Linked DNA regions of Homo sapiens: region 2 is linked to region 1. The links are chromatin loops, found by intact Hi-C in ENCODE. Cell type or tissue: mammary epithelial cell. All regions are shown on one strand. Region 1 overlaps ST6GALNAC5 (ST6 N-acetylgalactosaminide alpha-2,6-sialyltransferase 5). Region 2 overlaps ST6GALNAC5 (ST6 N-acetylgalactosaminide alpha-2,6-sialyltransferase 5).

Region 1 (8,000 bases):
TAAATTCCTCGACACATACACTCTCCCAAGACTAAACCAGGAAGAAATTGAATCTCTGAATAGACCAATAACAGGAACTGAAATTGTGACAATAATCAATAGTTTACCAACCAAAAAGAGTCCAGGACCAGATGGATTCACAGCCGAATTCTACCAGAGGTACAAGGAGGAACTGGTACCATTCCTTCTGAAACTATTCCAATCAATAGAAAAAGAGGGAATCCTTCCTAACTCATTTTATGAGGCCAGCATCATCCTGATAGCAAAGCCGGGCAGAGACACAACCAAAAAAGAGAATTTTAGACCAATATCCTTGATGAACATTGATGCAAAAATCCTCAATAAAATACTGGCAAAACGAATCCAGCAGCACATCAAAAAGCTTATCCACCATGATCAAGTGGGCTTCATTCCTGGAATGCAAGGCTGGTTCAATATACGCAAATAAATAAATGTAATCCAGCATATAAACAGAGCCAAAGACAAAAACCACATGATTATCTCAATAGATGCAGAAAAAGCCTTTGACAAAATTCAACAACCCTTCATGCTAAAAACTCTCAATAAATTAGGTATTGATGGGAGGTATTTCAAAATAAGAGCTATCTACGACAAACTCACAGCCAATATCATACTGAATGGGCAAAAACTGGAAGCATTCCCTTCGAAAACTGGCACAAGACAGGGATGCCCTCTCTCACCACTCCTATTCAACATAGTGTTGGAAGTTCTGGCCAGGGCAATTAGGCAGGAGAAGGAAATAAAGGGTATTCAATTAGGAAAAGAGGAAGTCAAATTGTCCCTGTTTGCAGACGACATGATTGTATATCTAGAAAACCCCATTGTCTCAGCCCAAAATCTCCTTAAGCTGATAAGCAACTTCAGCAAAGTCTCAGGATACAAAATCAATGTACAAAAATCACAAGCATTCTTATACACCAACAACAGACAAACAGAGAGCAAAATCATGAGTGAACTCCCATTCACAATTGCTTCAAAGAGAATAAAATACCTAGGAATCCAACTTACAAGGGATGTGAAGGACCTCTTCAAGGAGAACTACAAACCACTGCTCAAGGAAATAAAAGAGGATACAAACAAATGGAAGAACATTCCATGCTCATGGGTAGGAAGAATCAATATCGTGAACATGACCATACTGGCCAAGGTAACGTACAGATTCAATGCCATCCCCATCAAGCTACCAATGACTTTCTTCACAGAATTGGAAAAAACTACTTTAAAGTTCATATGGAACCAAAAAAGAGCCCGCATCGCCAAGGCAATCCTAAGCCAAAAGAACAAAGCTGGAGGCATCACGCTACCTGACTTCAAACTATATTACAAGGCTACAGTAACCAAAACAGCATGGTACTGGTACCAAAACAGAGATATAGATCAATGGAACAAAACGGAGCCCTCAGAAATAACGCCGCATATCTACAACTATCTGATCTTTGACAAACCTGAGAAAAACAAGCAATGGGGAAAGGATTCCCTATTTAATAAATGGTGCTGGGAAAACTGGCTAGCCATATGTACAAAGCTGAAACTGGATCCCTTCCTTACACCTTATACAAAAATCAATTCAAGATGGATTAAGGACTTAAACGTTAGACCTAAAACCATAAAAACCCTAGAAGAAAACCTAGGCATTACCATTCAGGACATAGGCATGGGCAAGGACTTCATGTCCAAAACACCAAAAGCAATGGCAACAAAAGACAAAATTGACAAATGGGATCTAATTAAACTAAAGAGCTTCTGCACAGCAAAAGAAACTACCATCAGAGTGAACAGGCAACCTACAAAATGGGAGAAAATTTTCGCAACCTACTCATCTGACAAAGGGCTAATATCCAGAATCTACAATGAACTCAAACAAATTTACAAGAAAAAAATAAACAACCCCATCGAAAAGTGGGCAAAGGACATGAACAGACACTTCTCAAAAGAAGACATTTATGCAGCCAAAAAACACATGAAAAAATGCTCATCATCACTGGCCATCAGAGAAATGCAAATCAAAACCACAGTGAGATACCATCTCACACCAGTTAGAATGGCAATCATTAAAAAGTCAGGAAACAACAGGTGCTGGAGAGGATGTGGAGAAATAGGAACACTTTTACACTGTTGGTGGGACTGTAAACTAGTTCAACCATTGTGGAAGTCAGTGTGGCGATTCCTCAGGGATCTAGAACTAGAAATACCATTTGACCCAGCCATCCCATTACTGGGTATATACCCAAAGGACTATAAATCATGCTGCTATAAAGACACATGCACACGTATGTTTATTGCGGCATTATTCACAATAGCAAAGACTTGGAACCAACCCAAATGTCCAACAATGATAGACTGGATTAAGTAAATGTGGCACATATATAGCATGGAATACTATGCAGCCATAAAAAGTGATGAGTTCATGTCCTTTGTAGGGACATGGATGAAATTGGAAATCATCATTCTCAGTAAACTATCGCAAGAACAAAAAACCAAACACTGCATATTCTCACTCATAGGTGGGAATTGAACAATGAGATCACATGGACACAGGAAGGGGAATATCACACTCTGGGGACTGTGGTGGGGTGGGGGCAGGGGGGAGGGATAGCATTGGGAGATATACCTAATGCTAGATGATGAGTTAGTGGGTGCAGCGCACCAGCATGGCACATGTATACATATGTAACTAACCTGCACAATGTGCACATGTACCCTAAAACTTAAAGTATAATAATTGAAAAAAAAAAAACAAACCCAAACCTGCACATTTCTGGACCAGAACCTAGATCAACCAAGTCACCATTTCCACAGCAGGAGCAAGTTTGTACCAAACCATCCCATCTCCCAAATTGTTTTAGCACATAATTAAAAGGCAGGTACATATTAGATCAGAATTAAAGTAAGTCTCTTGCCTCTTGATGAACCAGGGAAATATCTGGAAAAGTTACAAGATATTGGCCATTTAAAGGATTAAATTCAGTACCTAAATCCCTTTTTTAATTACAGAAAAGGGCCAGATTTCAGATAAAACACAACACGCTACAAGGGAAATCCCTTACTGTCCCCTATTCCAAAGCTGGGAAAGCTGCCTGTCTTCCATTTGTTTAGGTATCTAGGGAAAATATCACATTGAATCCAAAAGGTAATTTTAACCTTTTTATTTTCCTACAGTATTGGAACAAGAATAAATTGAATCTCTCTGTCTGAAAAGAGCCAGCTGTGTAAGTTTACTCCCTTTCATAGTCACCAGATCTTAGTAATAATGAAAAAATGTTGCATGGAAATGATTCTAAAATAATTTCTATTCCAGGTATGAAAACACTGCCTGTCTTCTATAACAGGCTGGCTGTTATTTACGGAAGATGGAACTTTCAAGTAGTATCCTCAGGTAGGTAATTCAAACGGCAGAAACTATTCCACATTCTGCGGTCTATAATTACAAAAGAGAGTTTCATCTTCAAACATTTCACACATATTAGTCATGGAACTTTTAATGCCTCTGGATTTTTGATGGATTACTCAATGATGGTTCAGGTTTTGCAGAAGTCTCTGGGGAATTTTAAAACTCTGAACTTAAAAAAATGTAAGTTCTAATAATGAGAAAATACCAATATGTGAGTGGCATGTAAAGGAAACTAGGCTTTCTTTTCCTGCAAATAATGCTTTACATTCTGCTTCTCAGTGACCATAATTAATCTCTTTTCCAGTCAACACAGATTTTCATTGGTTATGAAATAAGAATACATTTTGTTTGAATATACAATATAATTGTCATAAACATTTTTTCCCTTTAAAATGTCATTTATGGAGTCTTTCTTTTTTTTAATTTCACTTTTTTAGAGACAAAGTCTCACCCTGTCACCCAGGCTACAGTGCAGTGGCACAATCATAGCTCACTGTAACCTCAAACTTCTGGGCTCAAGCGATCCTCCTGCCTTAGCCTCCTGAATAGCTAGACCTCAGGAGCATGCCATCATGTCTGGCTAATTTTTTATTTTCATTTTTTGGGTATGTTTTCAGCAGTGATCCACTACTCCTGGTACCAATTTACTGTATTAGTCTGTTTTCATGCTGCTATGAAGAAATACCCAAGACTGGGTAATTTATAAAGAAAAGAGGTTTAATTGACTCGTAGTTCCGCATAGCTGTGAAGGCCTCAGGAAACTGACAATCATGGCAGAAAGCACCTCTTCGCAGGGCAGCAGGAGGGAGGATGAGTGCTGAGAAAAGGGGGAAGCCCCTTATAAAACCATCAGATCTCATGAGAAGTCACTATCATGAGAACAGCATAGAGGAAACTGCCACCATGATTCAATTATCTCCACCTGGTCTCGCTCTTAACACATGGGAATTATTACAATTTGAGGTGAGATTTGGGTGGGAACACAGAGCCAAACCATATCAGATGGGGTCTCGCTATGTTGCTCAGGTTGGTCTTGAACTCCTGGCCTCAAGTGATCCTCTGGCCTTGGCCTCTCAAAGCATTGAGATTACAGGTGTGAGCCACCATGCTCAGTATACAGTGTTTTTATGCTAGCTTCAATCTAGAACTATTAAAGTTTCAAATATAACCTGAACTATAGACATTAAGTTTTATTTCTTTAGTATAACATGGAAAGAAAACATTGGATCTTGACATGATACCCACAATAGCATTCAAAGAGTAGTAATTTGGTTGCCTGGATCTTACTTATGAGGGCTCGTCTATTAAAAGTTCTAGAAAAGTTTCAATCCATATGGCAGGATCTTCCATAATACAGCACTGCTTTGTTGGAAACTTTCTACAGAAGTTTTTCAGGTCATTTTGATTCAAAACTAGGCTCATTCATTGTTGCCATACTCCATGTTTCAAGCAAAACATTCCTTCTCAATCCCTCACAACCTTATTGAGTTCCTTCATCCTTCTGAACCATTGTTCCTAACAGTCTTCTCTTTAAATATTCATTCTACCCTGTCTTGTAACTACGAAACTGTACAAACTCTGTGTACCGCCTACATGTGAAAACTAATCCTCTATCACTCAGTTTTACTTCCCAAGTTTCTACTCAACAGGTTTATTTTTCTCTTTTTGTTTCAAAATCATCTACTATGAAAAAAGCACACAAAGAATGCATTTGTTTTGTAATCTGCACTTGGTGAGACCTCACCTTTCCTCGCTTTGCTTTACCCAGCATATTGAAACAGTAAGTGTGACAGCCAATCAACCATTTACTTTTCTCCAGGGGTTCATGTGATGTTCCTGAAACTGACCCTTCTGAGAACTCTTCTTGTTAAAATATAACACATCCTGGTACAAATCCTGGAAGATTACTCTCATGCATTAAAGTGCCATTTTCTTCCCCTTTCATCTCTGAGGATCTCACCTGCTTGAATGTTGTAATATGATTCCCACCTCACACCTTTGCAGGTTATTTTCTCACTTGGAATTCTATGGGGACACTAACACTGGAATAAGGGAAAAGATAAAATATATTCAGTGCCTGTATTTTCCAGAGCGACTCCCTGACAATGCCAGCCTCCTTCCAACTGTACATACTGAAAGGAGTTCCACAGCTGTTTCTAAAATTTAAGCCTCCTGGCCTCAGCTCTGCAAATATGCACTCCTTAACACTTGTGCAGAATGGTTACAATCTTGTTTCGAACTTGAGCTAATAGTTGTTAACGTTTGTGCAAACCAGCAAGCCTTGCTTTTCCTTCCATTTAACCTGCAGATTATTGCAACTGCAAGCAGGATAGGATTTCATCCACAAACATATTCAACAGTATATTAGAAATGTACATGTTTAACACTATGCTGCATTAGATTGTGAGTTGTTTTGATGGCAAGAAATACATACATCTCATTCTTGTTTGCGTCCTGGAAGTTTTTTGCATGTCTGGCGCATAGTAGGCACTTAATACATCTCTGTTGTGAGGGACAAGATGTGATCACTGCCTTACACGGGCACAGAGTCACAAACTCTGATACACAAGAGTCCCCATAAATGTAGGAGAGGTCACTGGGGATGGGGAACTCCAACTGGTCTGGCTAAGGGTTAGAAGACAGGGGTTCAAGACCTAGTTCTGTCATAAGTTAGCTGTGCAACTTTGCACAAGTTGGTTAGCCTCTCCAAGTCTCAGTTTCTTCTTCTACAGACTGGTATGGGGGACAATCATGCTTGTCACCTTTATAATGAGGCCATGTTTGTGAAAGTTCTTTGTAAATTATAAAGGTGTCTATAACACTGCAACATGATTGAGCCACAGTTACTAAGAGAACTTCCAAAGGTAGTAATGTCTAATGGTCTCTCTCCTTTAGCCATTCATTTGATAAAAATGTTTTCATCTCCTCTTCGGCTCCATGCTAGTCGTGGGAATGAAATGGTGAGCCAAAAGATACATAGTCCCTTTCTTCATAAACCCCACAGTCTCACAGAAGACACAGATATACACTGAACAAATACACAAATAAATGTCAGGTAGGAATGTTGGTAATAACTACATTACCCAAAACGGAGGTTCTAAGTGTGTGCTGATGGTTTTAAATAAATATTAATAATACAAATATTATATTATTATGTCATATTAATAATATAAATACATAGAAATGTTACACATATATAACACACAAATAATTCACATTATTTTTTTTCATTAAAATTTAACTCTAGGAGAGAGACAGAAAGCTGAGAAAAGGAGAGAGAGAGAGGAAGGAGAGACTGATTTTAAAAGTACCTGTAACTTGTCCGTCAATAAGATAGTCTGAGGAGAGTCTATGACTCTGCTCTTCCCTCACGCACTGCCTGGCAGACTTCCTGCCTTTCAATGCCATTCTGAAGGTGATTCCTAATATTTAAAGAGACACGGTCTCATTCTGTCACCCAGACTGGAGTGCAGTGTCATGATCATAGCTCACTGCAGCCTCAAACTCCTGGGCTCAAATGATCCTTCTGCCCCAGCCTCCCAAGTATCTGGGACTACAGGCATGTGCCACTGTGTCCAGCTAATTCTTAAAGTTTTTATAGAGATGAGGTCTTGCTATGTTGCCCAAGCTGGTCTTGAACTCCTGACCTCTATCCATCCTCCCACCTTGGCTTCCTAAAGTGCTGGGATTACAGGTGTGAGCCACTGCGCCCAGCCAAAACATATTAAATTTTATATAATGTAAACCTAAATGCAATCTGACTACTTAATCTGCTGCTCAATCCAAGAGACAGTGATCTATACCAATGGAAGGTGATTTATGAATTCTGGAGGGTAATTCTGATTATATGTAATTTTCTCCTTAAAGCTGACCTTAGAAACAACTTCAGTCTGGAAGTGCATGAAAGAGGTTGGTGTTTGAGCCCGGATAGACAAGAAACTAGTCTCCTTAGGTCTCTAGTCTTGTCATAAGCCCATAATTCTACAGGGGCAGATACTACGTTTCTAATAATCTCCTCTAGAGTTTGGGACAAGAGGACAGCAAAAAATAATGCAGAACTTTGCTGCTTTCAACTGGTTATTGTCCTGTGTTTTTCTCTTGACATTGCAGAAAATTATTGCTGTGGTCTGGGGCAGTATGGAGATATTCCTGAATCCCCTTCTGTTGGCGACCCATAATAGCAACCCAATGACACTCTAATTTCTAAAAGGTAACACACAAGTTATCCAAAATTGAGGTTTTAAGTGTGGGCTCGGGGTCTTTAATACATGTCATTCATATTCTTCTTTCTCTTTCATTAAAATGAAACTTCAGAAAAGACATGCATCTCATTTAACAAGAGGCCAAATATAAATAACTCCTGAGAAACTTTGGTTAATCCATAACTTATCCCAGGCTATGTCATTTCGAATCTAGTTGTGAATGTTTCAGCCACAGAAAAATTCTCACCTTACTCAGTACAACAAAGTCATTTTGGAAAGAGAGCCAATGACCAAATTAATTCTTTTATGGAGCTGTCTGATTTGATTAAGTTGTTATACCGCATTTTAAAACTCATTAACATGAACTATCAAGCCATTTTGTAAGT
Region 2 (8,000 bases), 48 kb after region 1:
CATTTCAGCACCTTGGCATTAAGTCCAGCATCAATTAGCTATTCTTCCTGATACTCTCCCTCCCCTCCCACTTTCCAACAGGCCTCAGTGTGGGTTGTTCTCCCACATGTGTCCATGTGTTCTTATAATTCAGCTCCCACTTATAAGTGAGGACATGAAGTGTTTGGTTTTCTGTTCCTGCATTAGTTTGCTAAGGATTATGGCTTCCAGCTCCATCCATGTCCCTGCAAAGGACATAATCTCGCTCCTTTTTAAGGCTGCACAGTATTCCATGGTGTATATGTACCACATTTTTTTTGTCCAGTCTATCACTGATGGGCATTTAGGTAAACACTCATCATTTCTAACCATCCATATGACTACTTTTTCCCTCCTAATCAATAACATACAATATAGTTTAAACCAATAAAGTGCTGGAGCCACCCTGTGCTGGCTCCCAGAACTGATTGTTAAATTTTTGTGAGCTAGTTGTTACGCACAAGCATTATTTTTAAAACTTATAATGAAATGAATTATATTAAAAACAAAAATTTCATTGGAGAAGGGATAACTTTGAACAAACAACACGGGAACAATTGGACACCAATGGGCAGAAAAATGAACCTTGATTTAAAACCTCACACCACATGAAAAATTAATTCATAATGGATCATGGATTTAAATGAAAATATAAAATTCTAAAACTTTTTATTTAAAAATAAGTGAAAATATTCAGGATGTAAATCTAAGTAAAGAGTTCTTAGACATGACACCAAAAATTGATATATGATTTATCAACATTTGAAACTTTTATGCTGCAAAAGACTCTTTTAAGAGAATGAAAAGACAAGTTACAGACTGGGAGAAAAAGCTTGCAAACCATATATCTGACAAATTTCTTACATCTCGAATATATAAAGAACTCTTAAAACTGTATAGTAAAGAAACAAACTCCAATTAGAAAATGGGTAAAAGACATGAGGAAACATTTCCCCAAAGAGGTGATACAGGTGGCAAATAAACACATAAAAAGATGTCCAACGTCGTTATCCATTAGAGAATGCAAATTAAAACCACAATGAGATATCAGCACATAGCAATTAGAACTGCTAAAATGGAAAACAGTGACAACACAAAATGCTGGTGAGAATACAGAGAAGCTTGATCTCTCATACATGATGGTGGGAAAGGAAAATAATACAGGCACTCTGGAAAATAGTTTGGAAGTTTCTTGCGCCAATCATAGGTCCCAGCAATCAGTTTTAGGCACTTATCCCAGAAAAATGAAAAGTTATATTCGCATAAAATCTATATACAAAATACACAAATGTCTATGGCAGCTCTATCCATAACAGCAAAGAACTGGAAACAACCCACATGTCTATCAATGGGTGAATGGTTAAACAAATTCTGGTTTATCTGCACAATGGAATACTACTCAGAAATAAAAGAAATGATACATGCAACTATGTAGACGAAACTAGGGTATTATTCTTAGTGAAAAAAGTCATCTCAAAAGTTAATGTACTGTATAATTTTATATTTATAACATTCTGGAAATAAAACTATGGAGATGGAGAACAGATTAGTAGTTGTGAGAGGATGGGGAGTAAGTGGTAACAATAGAAAGAGGAAGCACAGGGAGGGTGTTCCTTTATGGTGATGGGGCAGGCGAGGGGGTGCACAAGTGCAAACTCTGGTTTCTTTTTTAATTTTTATTTTTTTGTGACCATGGTGTTTTTATTTTCTACAATTATTTTTAATTTTTTAAACTTTTTAGTTTTAAAAAATTGACACATAATAATTGTACATGTTTATGGGGTACATAGTGATGTTGCAATACACATGATGGACAGTGATCAGATCAGGGTAATTGGCATACCCATCATCTCAAACATTGATCATTTCTTTGGGTTGAGACCATTCAATATCTTCATTCTAGCTATTTAAATCTATGTATTATTGTTAATTCTGTTCATATTTAACTACAGTGTTATAGGATACTCCGGTCTCTTTTTATAAGGTCACTAATCTCATCATGGGGACCCCACACTTGTGACCTCATCTAAACCTAATTACATAAATCTAATTACCTACCAAAGGAGCCTTCTCCAAATACCATCACATTGGGGGTCAGGGCTTCAACATATAGACTTGGGGACATACACGCACATATTCAGTGCATAATAGTGAAAATGTTATATAAGGCCTGCTACGGTACCTCTCTTTCCAGCTCTGCATTCAGTGATATCTCATTGGGAGCTGGAAACCAGCTGTAAGGAAGTATTATATCATAGAAATAAGCAAACACCACCAATCAGGACTTGATTTGCTATACTGTTGATTATTAGAAATGGATGGAGAAAATGTAAATATTACATATTAAACTTCAAAGTGTGCTGTGTTTGTAGACATTACATCATGAGCAGCACAAAACTGGAAAAATAGTGGTGGTCTATTATTTGAAAACTGTTATTTGATTCAGTAAGGAAGTTACTAATATTATGGAGGAGCAAATGAGGTTCCAACACAGGTCTTTTTGGTTTCACCTTCTTCTTACCTACTAAGGTAACCAAAAATACTAACCATATTATTTTGGGACTATATTCATTCATCAGTTGCACCCATAGGTTAGCTATAGATACAATAATTTGGCAAAAATCAATAAAAACATTCTTAAAGAAACGATTGGGTACATGGAATTTAGAACAAAGAATACTGAACATTTTATTGTTATTTGTAAATTATGTGCTCTTTATTGGGAAAATTAATAATAAGCTTAAACACACACCTTTTTAAATATACATTCTTGGCAGTTTAATTTTAATATTTCATTAAAATATTATCTATTATACTTTGTGTTCTGGGGTACATGTGCAGGTTTGTTACATAGGTATACACGTGCCACGGTGGTTTGCTGCACCCAACAACCTGTCATCTACATTAGGTATTTCTCCTAATGCCATCCCTCCCCTGACCCTCCCAATAACTACAGATCCAAAACAGGCCCCAGTGTGTGATGTTTCCCTCCCTGTGTCCATGTGTTCTAATTGCTCAACTCCCACTTATGAGTGAGAATGTGCGGTGTTTGGTTTTCTGTCCTTGACACACACACATTTTTAAACAGTCAGTGTTCAAATATTTACCAGCACAACACTGGCTTAAACCCAATCTTCATTTTGTTCTTCAGTGGAGACAATCACAGCTCTGCTCCTCTTTAAAGTGGTGATGGAGGTTAACTCTGTTGCATCTGGCTTTTACCTTTTGAAGCTGCCATCTTTCAGGGAGACTGATTTGATCCGTGGTTTGTTCAGATTTGTGTATTCAGAATCAATGGCCTATTACAACTGTAAACCCTGTTGACTTTACAGGAAAATGCTCTGGTTTCCCTCACAAAGAGACTCTTAACAGTGAGCTGGGTCAGTTTCAATTTGCTTGTAGTTTAGATACCAGGTTTACAAGTTTTCTAATGGCTTTTCTATTTTTTTTTTTGGTGTAACAAAATCAGAAAGCAAAGATTTCTTTATCACAGGTGGTTCGTGAGATTAGTCACATTCCTCGTCTTCACCTACTACTAAGCATTTTACACTTGCTATCCCTTGGTTGTGGCTGCGCACTTGTCAAAGAACAAACTTGTCAACTGATGTGCTGTTTGGCTTCATGCAGATATTTTTGGCCCATTCTGGCTTTTCATTCCCTATTCTATGCCCTACAACCTACACTTCTTTGGAGATTCAGTTCAGTTACCTCTACCCTTGTCTTTCCTCCTCTAACCCATTCAATCTGGAAAAAAAAATACATCCCTTTCTTTGAGTTTCCCCAAATCTAGCCAGCTCTGTCTTCTGACATCGGTCCCATCTCTCCCTTATATAACTGTTACCCATGTCTTTGGCTTAGGTTATACATTACTATCATCTCCTTGAGGGCAGAGCTCTAATTTAACTCTAAATTCCATCATAGTGACTAGTTTAATGCCTGCTCATGACAAGCACTTAAAAAATTGCTTCAATGGAACAACTGAGCTGTATGTCACCAAATGAATAAATTAGTTCATCTCTACGTGTCTCAGTTTCTTACCTATAAGTTGGGACTAAAGAATATATATTACATATAATACACATATTATATACATGTAAAATAAATATGTGGTATATGTAACTACCATTATTGGCTGTACCATTATCATGTCACTGTTCTTGATACCAGATTCATGTGTCTATGAATTATTTAGCACGGTAGAGTGCAAGAGCACTGGCCTAACAGTCAGGAGTCAGAAGATGCCAGTTCTCATCTCAGTCCTTCATACCGTGCATGACCTTGGCTTAATCAACCTCTCTGGGCTTCACTTCCCTGTGTGCAAAATGTGTGTGAAGAAATCTGTGTGAAGGTGAGGAGAAGGCTGAACTTATTGGCAGCTCTAAAGGTGTGTAATTCCACAGTACTGTGTGACAAGTCCCCTCATGCTAAGCTGGGCTTCCAGTGACAGGCAGGGCTCTGTCTTCTAGAAAGTCCTCTCTCTAAACCCACAGACTTCCTCAGCAATGGGCTAAGTACATTTTGGAGAGGCTAGCTCAGCGACAGGTGCAAAGGTACTTTCTTTCCATTTTGGTAGCTGCACTGACTAAAAAAGGGTTATTGCCTTCTTCAGTTTGTGAGCATTTAGAAGTTATAGAAAAAAACGAAAATCAGTGTCAACAAGTCCCAGAGGTGATGGGTCTAATGGTTTTTCTCCTGGTGAGTCACTGTGGGAGGGATGCCTCTCGAGTTGATCAACCTGGTGACTCTGCTCCAATTCATCCTCCCTGCAGACCCAGTATGACATAGGACTGATGACCTCAATTACAGAGGCAGGAACACAGATGCCCAGAATAACAGGGTGTCACAGCTGAAAGAGCCCTTGTCTAGTCCAAACATTTGATTTTACACATGAGGAAAACTGGAGCTCAGAGAGGCCAAAAGGACACCTCCAAGGTCACAGAGTGAGTTAGTGGAAGAGCTGGGTCTAAAAAGGGCAACTTCTGGTGTCCTGGTTTACAGCTTCCACTCCTCACGCCAGCTCTATCCATTGTGGGCCAGTGCCACTGCCAGCAAGGAACATCTCTGATGGCAAAACTGAGCCCCAAACAGGCCCAAACAGGCCATGTTCAGAACATCATCTTTCTCCTCAACCCCAGTAAGTTCTGACAGATCAAGACTGTGAGAATTGGCCTCGGGAAGAAACGAATTCCCAGTTCTTAACACTCATGAGAAGAGCAAAGCTTTGGTCTTTAATGTATGTGCCATCCCATCTTGGATGTGATTACTCTAGAGCAGTACACAACTGGTACCTCAGAAGGCATTTTTGTGTGTGATGTGTGGCTGAGCACATACCTGGCAGCACACCTCAGGGTGTGGGTTACAAGCAACAGTAGCTGTGTTTCCTGTAATGTATCTGTCAGTATTTGGATGACACCAGCTAGACCACAAGCTCTTTGAGAGAAGCACAGCCTCAGGATGGAGTTAGTACAAGACTTGGCACTTGGGAGACATCCAAAATATTGGTTAGATGAGTCCCCAAAGTGTCATTCATGCTGATGACCACAGTGTCACAGAATATTCAGTAGAATGTAAAATGGCCCAGCTATAGTTATACTTTAAGAAATGAGGATAAGCTTAGTGAGGAGTGGCTCAGAAAGAAAGCTTAAGGTTCTTGATATCTTTTTGGAGTAAAGAAATCAGATATACACTCTATCATATTCACTATGGTGGGAGTAGTTATGTGGGAGGAAGGAAAGTAGAGTGAGAAGGATATTCTTATTTATATTCTTACTTATTCCAAATATAAGGGTAAATTCTTATTTCAGTAGTTCTCTCTCTCTCTCTCTCTCTCTCTCTCTCTCTCTCTCTGTCCCCACTCCCATACCTCTCTCTCTCTCCCCACTTGAAGAAAATGATGTGCAGAATGAATTCCATTCTGGAATTCCATGCTTTTGGGACTTTGTATGAGAGCTAGTGCTGTCATTCCATCTCTCTCTCTTCCTCTTTCACTGAACGTTCTCTTTCTCTGAAGGGATGTTGGTTCTAGAGAATCAGAGGGCCCACAGCACAGCCCTGAGGAGAGAAGACAGAGCTGGCTGTTAAGCCAGATGAGCTTAAGGGAGCTAGAAGGTCTCCCGCAGCAGAGACAGTGGTAAGATCCACTTCACATCCTCTTGTGGGCCACCCACTCCCCAATCTCCCTTGCCTTAGGTTGGGATCACATGGCTAGGCCCTGATGCATGCAAAGGTGGGGGGTTTCACAAGGCACTTCTAAACCTGGCCCTTATAGACACGCCTCATGGAAACTTTTAGCTCTCTCTTTCTTGACACAGCAACCTTGCAGGCTATAAGATGGAAGAGGGCCATCTGATTCATTTTGGACTTTGAGTGTAGAATAAACTTAGTGTGTTAAACAATTCGCTCTTTGGGGTTTATTTGTTACTGAAACATAGCCTACTGTATCCTGACTTTTCTGATGTATTAAGCTCCTCTCATCTGAGGATGATAAGAAGGCAAGAATGCAGGACAGGAAACTTCTGCAGGATAAAAAAAGTTTGCATTTGTCTGGCAATCCTCTCCGGCTATCTTTCTTAGGAATATGAGTGTGTCAGCATAGGATAGAGGTATTTGAGGGGAAGTTATACATATGCCCACATTTTCTCTTCTGCTTTAAAAGTTTCCCAACGTCTTATTATTATTTTTCCTTTTATGAGACAAGGTCAAGCTCTGTCACCGAGGCTAGAATACAGCGGCGTGATCATAGCTCACTGCAGCCTTGAACTCCTGGGCTCAAGCAATCCTCCCCACTCAGTGTCCTCAGCATCCTGAGTAGCTGGGTCAATGGGCACATGCCACCACACCTAGCTAATGTAAAATTTTTTATTAGAGATGGGGTCTCTCTATGTTGCCAAGGCTGGTCTCAAACTTCTGAGCTCAAGCAATCCTCCCCCGCTCAGTCTCCCAAAGTGCTGGGATTACAGGTGTGAACCACCATGTCTGGCCTCTCAAAGTCTTAGTTTTTGTAATGTTCCTTTTGTTGTTGTTGTAGTGTATACTAGGAAAAACTTTTAAGGTGGTTTGAATGATAAACTTCCAATACTTCTGTCATTTTTAAATAATTATCATCAAATTTAAATCTGAACAGTCCGTCATTTCTAATTACTTATTTCGTTGAAAGAGCTTATTTTCTACGTGCTTTCTGCTGTATGTTAGTGGGGTAAAAAGCTCAAGATATTGCTATTAGGCTAGCATTCTTTGTATTATCATTGACCTAGATGTATAAAACATATTCACCCTAAACTTTGGTTGGTTAATGTCTAATGAAAGAAAAAAATGTATGAATTCTGGAGCTGATTGCATTTTTGTTCTCAAAGCTAATTTGCTGCTAATAAAAAAATTATTGTTATGACTTTGAATTGTCACCCACCCAGATTAGAACTATGGATGACTATAAGTCAATAACAGTTTGAGTTTTAATAAGTATGTTTCATTCGCTTAGTATTTCACAAGAAGAAATTAGAATCAGCTAATACTTTCACATACTAAAACCATATAAATCGTATCTACTTAATTTGTAATCTGGTAGGACATCAATCTATTTATTCAGGAATAGGCACACCTATTTGAAAATAGGTCAGTTACATGTATAAAAATCTGTGTGTGTTTATCCTTATATTCACAGAATGCATCATTAAATTTAGACACAAAAGCAGAAGCCCAAAATCATTTAAATTCTTAGGTGAATTAATTTAAAGTGGTAAAACTAAACAACCGCAACTCTTAAATTTATCATGTACAGACCACTCTGGACTGCTCTTGTGAAAAAGCTCATAAGGCAATTTGGGTTTGGGGCATTTTTTCTTCTTTGACTCTTCCAAATACAGCTTTGTATTAGCATGTTCAATAAAGCAAGTAACACTTCCACTGGATTACTTGGAACCATTCTTGACCCTCATTTCATTCTAGTTGGAGGTAATTACTTGCTGCTAATGCACAGTGCTAAA

Evidence for each region. Hi-C counts contacts between places; a loop is a spot of excess contacts. Peaks named below come from ENCODE experiments on the same cell type or tissue, not always from the same donor. Only the 100,000 strongest peaks of a DNase experiment are listed, where the experiment ranks them.
Region 2: a loop joins it to region 1, with 4 times the contacts of the local background. A loop is called at or near these places in 2 of 110 quality-filtered maps.

What each region holds. Positions count from the first base shown.
Region 1 is chr1:76,994,244-77,002,243 of GRCh38, reverse strand. All of the region lies in intron 2 of ST6GALNAC5 (ST6 N-acetylgalactosaminide alpha-2,6-sialyltransferase 5), which reads right to left. Among named protein-coding and RNA genes, the nearest start is that of MIR7156, 62 kb to the left of the region's middle. RefSeq lists an enhancer at 2,877-4,076. In mammary epithelial cell, no CTCF peak of the experiment used is centred here; a DNase peak (open chromatin) is centred at 3,413; H3K4me3 peaks cover 814 bases; H3K27ac peaks cover 3,940 bases.
Region 2 is chr1:76,946,453-76,954,452 of GRCh38, reverse strand. The region is part of intron 2 of ST6GALNAC5 (ST6 N-acetylgalactosaminide alpha-2,6-sialyltransferase 5); the gene reads right to left. Among named protein-coding and RNA genes, the nearest start is that of ST6GALNAC5, 83 kb to the right of the region's middle. In mammary epithelial cell, no CTCF peak of the experiment used is centred here; a DNase peak (open chromatin) is centred at 4,732; H3K27ac peaks cover 343 bases.